Regions from separate parts of the Homo sapiens genome. Here all the other regions are linked to region 2. Evidence: chromatin contacts called from ENCODE Hi-C or POLR2A ChIA-PET data. All regions are on one chromosome and are shown on one strand. The core of a region is the stretch at or near the end of the contact, and the rest is flanking DNA. Distances in the headings are between cores, read along the strand shown.

The links. A loop is a pair of places that touch in the nucleus more often than their neighbours do. ChIA-PET counts read pairs that join two places held with the same protein, here RNA polymerase II (POLR2A). Pooled maps may share reads with other maps.
Region 1: a pooled map shows a loop between it and region 2 (3-fold over the local background). The contact joins the promoter of SCAMP5 here to the promoter of PTPN9 in region 2. A Hi-C loop is called at or near these places in 1 of 37 single-sample maps with no recorded cell type and 2 of 50 pooled maps. POLR2A ChIA-PET finds 5 or more read pairs at or near these places in 2 of 52 experiments (GM10248 and HEK293).
Region 3: a loop to region 2 is called in a map with no recorded cell type, with 19 times the contacts of the local background. The contact joins the promoter of CSK here to the promoter of PTPN9 in region 2. A Hi-C loop is called at or near these places in 2 of 37 single-sample maps with no recorded cell type and 5 of 50 pooled maps.

What each region holds. Positions count from the first base shown.
Region 1 is chr15:74,993,362-74,997,196 of GRCh38, forward strand. It overlaps SCAMP5 (secretory carrier membrane protein 5), which reads left to right and starts at 2,202. Exons shown (of 7, transcript NM_138967.4): 1 at 2,202-2,312.
Region 2 is chr15:75,577,852-75,581,316 of GRCh38, forward strand. PTPN9 (protein tyrosine phosphatase non-receptor type 9) reads right to left here and starts at 1,464. Exons shown (of 13, transcript NM_002833.4): 1 at 863-1,464. The coding sequence starts at 925. RefSeq lists silencers at 672-1,071, 1,332-1,821 and an enhancer at 1,031-1,629.
Region 3 is chr15:74,780,555-74,784,036 of GRCh38, forward strand. It overlaps CSK (C-terminal Src kinase), which reads left to right and starts at 1,526. Exons shown (of 13, transcript NM_004383.3): 1 at 1,526-2,166. RefSeq lists enhancers at 976-1,095, 1,116-1,185, 2,228-2,803 and silencers at 1,406-1,625, 1,736-1,995.

The DNA.
Region 1 (3,835 bases), core at 952-3,451, 580 kb before region 2:
TGACCTCAAGTGATTCGCCTGCCTTGGCCTCCCAAAGTGCTGGGATTATAGGCGTGACCCACCGTGCCTGGCTTAAATACTTTATTTTTAATTTTTAAAAATTGTTTTATCCATCTATTTACAGATCATTAAATACTTACTGTGTACCAGGCAGTCCCATATGTTACATGTGTCTGCATGTATTAATTCATTTCATCCTTGCAGGAACCCTAAGACACGGGTCCCATTATCACCATCCTTATTTTACATATGTGGAAAACTAAGGTTCAGTGAGGATTAGTACCTTCTCAAATTCACACTGCAGGGAAGGGGCAAGGTCTGCCTTCTAGGTTGATATTCTTAACCACTGCTGTATGCTTCTTCTCATGGTAGGTAACCAGCAAATGCCTATTAAGTAAACGTTTGTTTAAGTGATCATTGTTCCCTTCCATTTACCTGAATAGGAAAGGTACAATCTACTGGGACAAAGGTGGGCTTCTGACTTTGGACCTGCTCACTCTTCCTACGTTAGTTGTTTATCAAATAGGAGACCCTTCTGATTCTTCTGAGTGGAGAAAAATTGTCCGTGGTCATCAGACGGGAACCCCAATATTTCCCTTGTAGGACCTACATGAACCACAAGATATCTCCTATAAATTCCATGTGGTTTCCAGACATCTTCCTTGTGGATCCCAGTGTGGACCTCAGATCTCTCTCCTAAAGGCCTATGTGAACCCCTATATCTTTCCTGAGGCCCACATGGACTCCCAACATTTTCCCTGTAGCAGCCACACTTGATAACTTCGACAGGTTCCCAGTTGTCATCTCATTGGCTGCTCTCCACAGCTCTGTAAATCAGCCTTGGCTTGCATTATAGCAGGGAGAGACAGCATGTGGGTCAACCAGGGACAGGACTGACACAGAACCCAGTTGTCCTGCCCCGAAGCCCAGGACCCTTCCTTCCTGGTTGGCCTGGTGGCAGGATGATGCTTCCTGCTCAGCCCTTCCCAGGCACCGAGGCTCTCTCCCTCCTTTTCCCCTCTGCCACACTAGTTCTTGTCTGCCTTTTTTCACTGCCACCCCCTTTTCATGCCAGCTGTGGGAGTGAGGCCCCACTCCTGGCAGGATGGAGCCAGACAATGGGCCCTTATTCTAGGCAAAGAATCCCTGCAGTGTCTCCCACCCACTGAGGCCCCCTTCCAGGCCTAGGATGGTGTGGGTGGGGGGTGGAGGGTGGGTGTATGGTGTAGGGGAAGGAGCAATTGGCTGGCAGGACAGACAGTGGCCCTGGCCCTGCCTGTAGAGATCCCACGGAGGTTTACTATGTAAACACCAATCACAATAAAATCCTGTCTTCACTCCCAGCCCATCTCTCCAAGTGGGTCTCTCTCAACCCTCCAAAGCTCTGGGTTTTTAAACATTTACCCTTGCCTCTACTCTCTCTTGGTATTCATCTCTGCATATCACTGTCTCTTTCATTCCTTTTTCTGAGTCTCTTTCTTTTTCTAAGCCTCTCCTCTCTCTCTCTCTCTCTCTCTGCTCCTTTGCGTAATTTGTCTCTATTTCTTGCCTCTTTCTTGCTTCATTATGCTCCCTTACCTATCTTATCTTTCCATGTCTTTTTTCTCTCCAGGCCTTGAGCTCTCATCTCAGTCTCTCTCTCCGTGTGTCTCTGTCTCTGTTTGCAGCTCTTCTTTCTCGTCCTCCTATGTCGTCTTTCCGTGGATCTGTGTCCTTGCCTCTCTGAATATCATCTCCGATCTTCCGTCCTCTGTTCTCTCTTTCCCCCTGCGCCTGCAGATCTGAAGGACCTTCCGCAGTCACCACACTCTCCTGCTTTCAGCTCTTTCTCACTCCTTTCTGGCACGTCCCAGAGGCTCCTGGCATAGGTATAGGAGGTTATTCTCCCCAGTTTACAGATATGGAAGCTGAGGCTCTGGCTGCTGGTGCCAGGCTCCCATCTCTGGGTCTCTTCCTTCCACCTACACGCCAGGCTCTTGTCCCTGAGGTGCCCGTCAACCACCTGATCCGGCCGGGGCCCGGGAACTAGCACCTCGGACAGCTCCTGGAAGATGCCGGGGCGGCCGGGTCGTCCTTCTCGCGAGCTCAGGAGGAGCAGCCTTAGGAGCAGAGCGGAAGTCTCGCGAGAGTGACTGCTGCAGGCAGTGGCGGCGCGGGCGCGCGCAGAGACGGCCTCGGGCGCGCGCGCGCGCGCGCGCGCTCCCCGCCCCCAGCCCCGGAGCGGCTCGCGGCCGGCTCCGCGCCGCATCGCTCGGGTGCAGCGCAGCTCAGCGCAGCGCTGCGGCCTTTCGGCAGCCGAACGGCCGCGGCAGGTGAGTCTGGGCATGAAGGCTGGGAGGAGAGCTTTGAAGGGAAGCTGGGCGCGGGGCGAGAGGTGTGGGGGTCGCTGGCTGCAGCTTTGTTCCTCCTACACTTCACCTTTGGATGCAGGAAGAAGGCCGAACTGCTGGAGAGGTGGGAGTGGAGGTGACCTTTACTGTTTGGGGCTGGGGGAGAGCGCTCAGGGCGCACCCAGGCCCCCCGAGCCCCCCAAGCCCCCCCATTCCCATCTGTGGCTCCCGCAGAGGGAACTGGGCCTTTGGGTGACGTCAGACCCTGGATCTGGAGCCTGAGCTTTGGGCCCTCCATCCCCCCCGCCAGCCCCACCTGGCGTTCCCTGGAAACCGGCCTTCTGGAGATGGCGTGCGCAGCCGGGGATGGGGGCGACTGGAAGGGGGTGCCCGTGGCTTCCTTTGGGCCTTTCCTTCCAACTAGCGCCTGCAGGTGGACCCGGGTTGACTTCCCTCACCTCCCTCGGGCGGCCGACCTTTGGATGGCGGACCTCAGCCGCCCCAGGGTTGCGAGGCGACGGGCGCGCTGGCCCAGGCCACCAGGCGGGCTCCATCAGGGCTTTGGGTGGTGAGTTGGGGGCGCCGGATTTGGCTCATTTCAACGCTGGCCGGAGGTCACGAGGATGGAGGTGAGGTGTTTGTGAACCGATCCTTGTCCTCCGCCTCGGGGAGCTCCTGGTCTGTGGGTTGGGGGAACCAAGTAGAGACTCGGACTGAGCATTCACTGTCACAGGCGGCTTAAACAAGTAATGTCCCAGCTTCCCGATGGGGAGATCAGTGAGGGCCTGGCAGACTTTCCCAGGGACACAGAGAGAAAGGGAGGCGACAGCTAGCGAATAGGAGACTTCCAGAGGTGATGGGATTTGGGTGGGAGGAGAGGCAAGAGAGGGCATTCCAGGAGAATGTATGGGCAAAGGCACAGGGATGAAAACGAGCACAGCTGTTGGGGGCTGAGCCTGGGAGCTCAGCCATGTGACTGCCCATGGGGTGGTGGAGTCTGGAGAAATTTGCAACCTGTCCCCTACATGTTCTGCCTCACGGAGCAGGGCTCTGAAAGAGGGAGATGGTTCTTGCAGGGGCATGATTGGCAGAGAGATTTTGTTTGGGGCTACACAGGTCTTGCTAACTTAGGTTTGTTCTGGGCTTGGTGAGCCTTAGGGCAAAGTCTCTAGAGCTGAGAGGGGGCTGTCTCTGGTGAATGGGCCCCTGAAAGAGGGTCTTAGGTTTAGCAAACCCCTTGGAGAGTTAGTGGGGTCCCAGGAGGGGAGTTCTAGAGAGAGACCTTGGGCTCTGTGGCTGTTTCTTTAACCGTTTCCTGAGTGGCCACCTCCAAGCAAGTTCCCCAAGTCACCTCCCCTCTCTGGGCATCTCTTTCTAGCACCTTTCTCTAGAGATGAAATAATAGGACTAAGTAGTGACCTCCCTTGAGGATGCTCCTTGTTCTAGTTTAGAGCATCCCCCCTTTCTTCTCCCTCTTCCTTTTCCTTTCCTCCCCTATCCCTCTG
Region 2 (3,465 bases), core at 214-2,713:
GAGACAGCGAAAAGCCCGTAGGGTTCCCAGTCTAAGCTAGCAGACCTTCCCATCTTCCTCAGGAGTGGTCCCTGTCTCCGCAGCTGGAATGTGCGGGAGGGAAAGTTACAAGGGCCCCCAAAATGAGACAGCAAACCACTTCCTTCTGAAAACTAAAGGTCATAGGCTTTTAAGGAACAATAGAGCTCAATGTAAGCTTCAGAAAGATGGAGACAGTCAGATGAGACGAGGGTAGGGAAGCGCGGGTGAGGAGATGCGCCCCGTCTGGGATAGCTGAATAGGGGGGTCAAGGCCAGGGACTTTAGGAACACGAGAAGGGCTGGATCTTCCATAACCTGCCCAAGTGGGCCTGAGAAACCTAAGAGGCTCCTCTGAAAATCTAGGGCATCTATGCATCCAATACTCTCAGCCCTCTCCTCGGGAAGGGAGATAATCCCCACAGGAAGCACCCCCCAAACTGGGGCTTTTCCTGCCCTTCAAAAGCCACAAACCCTCACGGAAAACATTTACAAGGGAGTGGAAGGGCCGGGGGCAAGCAGCGGTTCTGCAAATCTCGGGAAGAAGGCCCCTGGATCCAAGGAACTTTGCCCCTGGAATAGGGGGTGGGGTGCGGAGGGCACCGTCTGAGGCTGGTAAGCCTCGGCGAAAGAAGCGGCGGGAACGGGAGTAGGGTCCCGTGGGTCCCCCGACGAGGGGGTGGCGGCCTGGGGCGCGGTCGCCGGTGAGGGAGGCCCGCGAGCCGGGCACGGGAGCGGGGGGCTGCGGCCCCGTGGCTGCAAAGAGCCGGCACTCGGGAGGCAGAGGCCGGCGTAGGCCTCGGGGGCCCGGACACACCCAACGCGGCGGCCTCGGGCCCGCTTACCTGCTCCTCCTCCGGGGTCAGCTCCGGCGCCATGTCGGGCCGGGGCGCGGTCGCGGGCTCCATCCCCCCGCCACCGCCGCCGGGCGGACAAAACTCGCTCGCGAGCGCGGGAGCCCGGCGCGCTCGGCCTCCGCTTCCGCGTCCCCGCGCCTCAGCAGCCCGGGGCCGGCTCGCGCATAGTGTGGCCGGCAGGGCCCGGCGCCTGCAGCGGCCGCAAACGCCGCTTCTGCTTCCTTAAGAAAAATCTCTCCGAACTGCCGCTCTCTTCCGGGAGGAAATCCTTTTTTATATTATTCGCTCCGTTCCTCACACTCCCCCTTATCTCCTGGGGAAGAAAAAGTGCAGGCGAAGAGCTAACAGCCACTCGGGATTTAAAAGGAAATAGGAAATCAGGAACTTTTAGAGCCGGGAGCGAAGGGTCGGCGGAAATTTCCCGAAGGCCGCCGACCCCCTCGGCGCCCCGCTTCCTCGGCCGCGCTCCCGCTCCTCCACAGCGCCACAGAGCTCGGGGCCGCCCAGCCGGGCCGTCCTCGCGGACGCTGGCCCTGCGACCTGCGCGGCTGCCTCAGCCAGGCTCCTCGCGGGCGGCCGCAGCGAAAGGGAGGGAGTGGAGAGGGAGCGAGGGAAACGCGCCCCCCTCCTGACTCACGGCCAACGCTGCGGCCGCCCCGCGGCCGCCCGAGCCCCCCGCGGCTCCATTGAGAAACTGAGCGTCTCATTCACAAGCTGGCGGCGAGGAGGGCCCGGCGGAGCGAGGACGCAGTCCGGGAGGGGGAGACAGAGAGGAGCCCGGGCGGGGGAGGGGACCGGGAGGGGGAGGGGACCCGGGCGGGGAGGGGACCCTAGCTGGACGGAAGGCAACTCGACTGCGGGAGGGAGAAAAAGGAAGAAAAGAGTATTTCGTGAGGCTCAGATCCTCGGAGGAGGAGGAGAATACGTTCGTTTGCAAATTATCTGCTGACTGGCACCTCTCCTGGGGTTAACTTGCCGCTGCCACCTACGCGTGAGAAACCCACAATCCTCAACTATTTGTCGCTTGCAGCCTGAAAGACCCTGGAAAGGTTGCCTGCCAGGCCAGGATGCTTAGGTGGAAGGAATCGCACCTGCCTCCCTCTCTCTCCCTCCTTACTGGCTGCACCCTGTAATTCATCTCCAGTGTCGCTAATTTTAATCCCCCATAGAAACGACATCAGACTCCGAACATCATTCAGGAATGACGCGGCCTTTGCAGACCTTTGATTTTCACTAGGGCAAGTGCAGCAAAGGGTTCAGGATTAGGGGTACAGTCTTGGAGTCATTTGGGGAGGAATGGGGCATAGAGAAGGCAAGGCTGGGTCTGGTACGTTGTTGCATTATTCCAAGCCAAAGATAAATATTCCAAAGGGACCCAAAGTCCACAACTAGTTCCAAGGCTGAAGCCCTGGAGCCAGTCCTGAGGGACCCAAAGGAGGGGCCTTCAGACAACAGGAAGGTGCTGTGAGTTGTGATGCTCCTATGATTTTTTTTTTATTTTTTTTTTTGAGACGGAGTCTCTGTGTCGCCCAGGCTGGAGTGCAGTGGCGCGATCTCGGCTCACTGCAACCTCCACCTCCCGGGGTCAAGCGATTCTCCTGCCTCAGCCTCCTGGGTAGCTGGGATTACAGGTGCGAGCCACCACGCCCGGCTAATTTTTGTATTTTTAGTAGAGACGGGGTTTCACCATGTTGGTCAGGCTGGTCTCGAACTCCTGACCTTGTGATCCGCCCGCCTCGGTCTTCCAAAGTGCTGGGATTACAGGCAGGCGTGAGCCACCGCGCGCCTGGCTTTTTTGTTTTTCTTTTTTTGAGACGGAGTCTCACTCTGTCACCCAGGCTGGAGTGCAGTGGCGCGATCTCGGCTCACTGCAAGCTCCCCCTCCCAGGTTCACGCCATTCTCCTGCCTCAGGCTCCCAAGTAGCTGGGACTACAGGCACCCGCCACCGCGCCCGGCTAATTTTTATTTTTATTTTTTTTATTTTTTTGTATTTTTAGTAGAGACGGGCTTTCACCATGTTAGCCAGGATGGTCTCAATCTCCTGACCTCGTGATCCGCCCACCTCGGCCTCCCAAAGTTGTTGTTGTTGTTGTTGTTGTTTTAACACAGGGTCTCACTTTGTTGCCCAGGCTGGAGTGCAGTGGCGTGATCACAGCTCACTGCAGCTTCAAAGTCCTGGGCTCAAGCAATCCTCCCGCCTCAGCCTCCTGAGTAGGTGGGACTACAGGTGCACACCACTGCACCTGGCTAATTTTTTTTTTTTTTTTTTTGGTAGAGATAGGGGTCTTACTATGTTGCCCAGGCTGGTCTCAAACTCCTGGTAAACTGCCTTTGCAAAATTATAACTGATGATTTTATGACAGTGAAAGAAATCAGACCTAACTGACTCTATCTTGTTTCTAACCCTTAAGCTGTCCTTGTTCATTCCTGGGCATAGGCCGAACTAACTTTGGGAAGGAATTCAGTTCATGGTTTGACTCTGAAACAAAATTGATAATAGCCCTTTCCCGAAAAGACCCCCTTCTTCCCTGGGGTCCAGTCTGCCTTTGCAGGACTAACAGATTAAGCTACAAGATTAGAAATTACAATT
Region 3 (3,482 bases), core at 276-2,775, 800 kb before region 2:
CTGAAACTTACTGGCTGTCTCCTCAAAGGACATCCCTCTCCAAAGGGCTGGCTCCAGCTGGGAAACCGGCCTAAGGGTGCCCTGGGTCAGAGGGCCGACCTGTGGTTTTGGGGGCAACTCCTCCTGGCATCCGAGGCTCTTTAAAACAATCTGCAGCCACACTGTCTCCCAGCTCCGTCTCCCACAGGGCTGTTTGCCCTCTTCTCGCTCCCTCGGGCCTCTTCATGCTTATTTTGTGTTCCAAGACTTTGTCAGCATGCCCCACTTCCTCCCCCCCAACCCCAAGAGTGCCTCTTCCCTCTGTCCACCCAAGCCTGACCCTTGCTTCAGGGTCTAGTCCCTAGAAAGTCCCCCACCTTTACCTCCTCCCTACGCTGGAGTCTCTGGTCTCGCCCTCATCACTGTATCCCCATTCTGTTCCCCGGTCTCACCCTCATCACTGCATCCCCATTCTGTTCCCCCGCCACCCTGCACTCTCCCACCCCTGTCATGCCTGAGCACGCTGTCCTCTCCTGTGGCTCAGAGCAGGTCATCTCCCTGCTTTTCGTTAACAGTGATGTAACAGCCCTTGCTTAACGGAGGGCTCCTCACGTGCCAGCTACTGCATACTAAGCACTTTAAACGTATTAACTCATTTCCTCCCCTCCCCACAAAAACTTAAGAAGTCGGTGCCATTATATATCACCTATTTTACCAAATGGGGAAACTAAAGCACAGAGAGGTTAAGTAACTTGCCCAAGGTCACAGAGCTGCTGACAACTTCTTTATTGCCTCCAGGCTGAACATAAACTCCAAGAAAGTCCCATGAGGCTCTTTGGATCTCTTTTGCCCCTGTTGTTTGCAGGAACCCATCTCCCACCACTCTCCCCCACCCACACTGCAAGCGGCAGCCGCCTGAGCTATATTTAGATCCCAGAAGCCACCAAGCTCCCTCCGCACTCCCCGCCCTTGTGCATGCTGTTCCCTCTGCCTGGTCCCGGCTCTGTGAGGTGTGAGGTCTCCCCGTTAGCCCTAGTTTTCTTTCTGCCTCCTGGGAACCGTGTCCACCACCTCTCCACTTTGATCAATTATTTCCTTGCCGTTGTCTGTCGGCCTGTCAGCCTACCCCCACCCGACCGAGAACGCCTTGACGGTAGTGAAATGGTCTTGCCAATAGACTCCAGAGCAGGCTCCGCCACGATGTCAGCGCCAGGAAATGTTGGTGAATGAATGAATGAAGGCTTTCTGCTGCGAATCAGGCCCACTCTCCACAAACAGACCTGAGGAGAGGGGCCCAGGCCCGGCCCCCAGCGCTTCTGCAGCGGGAAAGCTGCGTCCAGAGAAGGCTGGGAGGTTGCTCCCAGGCCGGCTGAGGAGAGACCCTCGGAGCCTTCAACGCAGCCAGGCGGCAAGTGGGGGCAGGGCGTGGGCGCGGACACACCCCCCGCAGTGCCCCCGGCGCCCGGCAGGGGGCGCCGCCCCGCCGGCCCACGCCCCGCCGCGCGCCGGGCAGGCCCCCTCGCGCAGGCGCGCTGCCGCGGGCGGAGGATCCGGGCCGCGCTTCCTCTCGCCAGGCCTGCGAGCTTCCTCCCAGCGGAGCCCTGGGCGAGCCGAGGTTGGCCGCCGCCGCCGCCGAGCCCGCTGCCGCCCTCCCGCTCCTGCCCCACCCGCGCCTTGCCCGGGGGCTTCTGCCGGGGTGGGGTCCGAGCCGGGCGACCGCCCGGCTGCGCCGCCGTCGGGGCCGTAACCCGGCCCGCCGTCCCTCCCGCCCCAGCCAGCCTCTGGCCGCCGGAGCCCGCGGGGCGTGGAGCGCGAGGAGCCCCGCGGCCCCGATCGAGCGTCCGGGGCGGCCCCCGGCAGCCAGCGCGACGTTCCAAAATCGAACCTCAGTGGCGGCGCTCGGAAGCGGAACTCTGCCGGGGCCGCGCCGGCTACATTGTTTCCTCCCCCCGACTCCCTCCCGCCCCCTTCCCCCGCCTTTCTTCCCTCCGCGACCCGGGCCGTGCGTCCGTCCCCCTGCCTCTGCCTGGCGGTCCCTCCTCCCCTCTCCTTGCACCCATACCTCTTTGTACCGCACCCCCTGGGGACCCCTGCGCCCCTCCCCTCCCCCCTGACCGCATGGACCGTCCCGCAGGCCGCTGATGCCGCCCGCGGCGAGGTGGCCCGGACCGCAGTGCCCCAAGAGAGGTGAGTGCCTGGCCGTCCCGGAGTGTCCCCTGGAGGGAAGAGGGTGGAGGTCGCGCGTCTAGTCTCTGTTGCTGCCACTGTCGCGTCCACTCCCATTCCCCTCTTCTCCCACTTCTCCCTTCTCTCCTTTACTCCCTTGCACGGGTTCGAATTCTCCCAGGAGCCACTGTCAGAACCCAAATTGGAAGGGAGTGCATGAGGGAGGTACTGCCCTGCAGCTCCACGGACTCGTCTTCTCGGGTCATCCCGAGTCCCCCCCTCTGTGGAGCTCAGAGTAGGAGGTGGCTGGAGTCTGGAGGAAGAGGATCCGTATGGGCCAGGTCCCTAGAGAGAGTGCTGGACTCCCCTGCCCTTCCCTGTACAGGGCCTCCCCGCAGGTGCCCTGGCTTGCTTGGTTCTGACCCCTCCCTCATTACCCCACCATGACCCTGCGGGCTGCAAGCAAGCCCAGGGCCCAGCCACCTCGGGTGAGCAGTTAGAAGCCCAGGTCCTAGGACTGAGCCTGTCACCCTTGGCCTCTCAGAAGACCAGGCCTAAGCCAAGGGATCTTTGGGTGGGAAACTGGGCAGGCCTTCTGCCCGGGGGGAGGTAACGGAGCATTAGCACCATGCCCCCACCTTCTGGCACCCTGGGCAGCCCATTCTCCTAGGCTCTTTGTGGCCCAGACCAGGTGTCAGGAAGGGGTGTGTCCAGCCAGCAGATTTTTTGGAGCTTAACTACCAGTTCACTTCCCCGCCCATTTTGTACACCCGGGAACCGAGGCTCAAAGGGAGAAGTTGCTACCCCAGGCCTCTAGTGGAGTTAGGCTGGCTGTCCTTTCATCCCCAGCTATACAGGGCTGGATGGCTGTGGGTGGAAGGAAACCAGGCAGGCACCTTCACCCACTGGGGACACAGGCCCCCAGCCCGGCCCCAGAGGGACCTTGTTGGTTGAGCACGTGCTTCCCTGCAGAGGGCTGGAGGGAGTGAAAGGGCTTCCGGCTCCAGCTGTGGCTGGGTCAGCTAGCAGGAGATGTGGGGAATGTGTGGTGTATGGCCATCTGTGTGGTGTGGCAGGAAGGTCCGGTCCTGGCCCCGGCTCTGAGTTGAAACAACCTGGTGGTCAGTCCTGACCCAGCACTCGCCACACCTATGGCCCAGCTGGCACAGGAGCAGCCAAGTTCAGGATATAAATGGGGTCACATGGGAACCGTGGAAGCTCTGTCTCCACTGGCAGCAGGCTACAGACTGGGGACATGGGAGCATTGTGAGAGTGGGGACACCCAGGGGGCCTGTTTCAAGCTCCTAGTACCCTGGCGGTTCCAGTGTCTTTCTTGG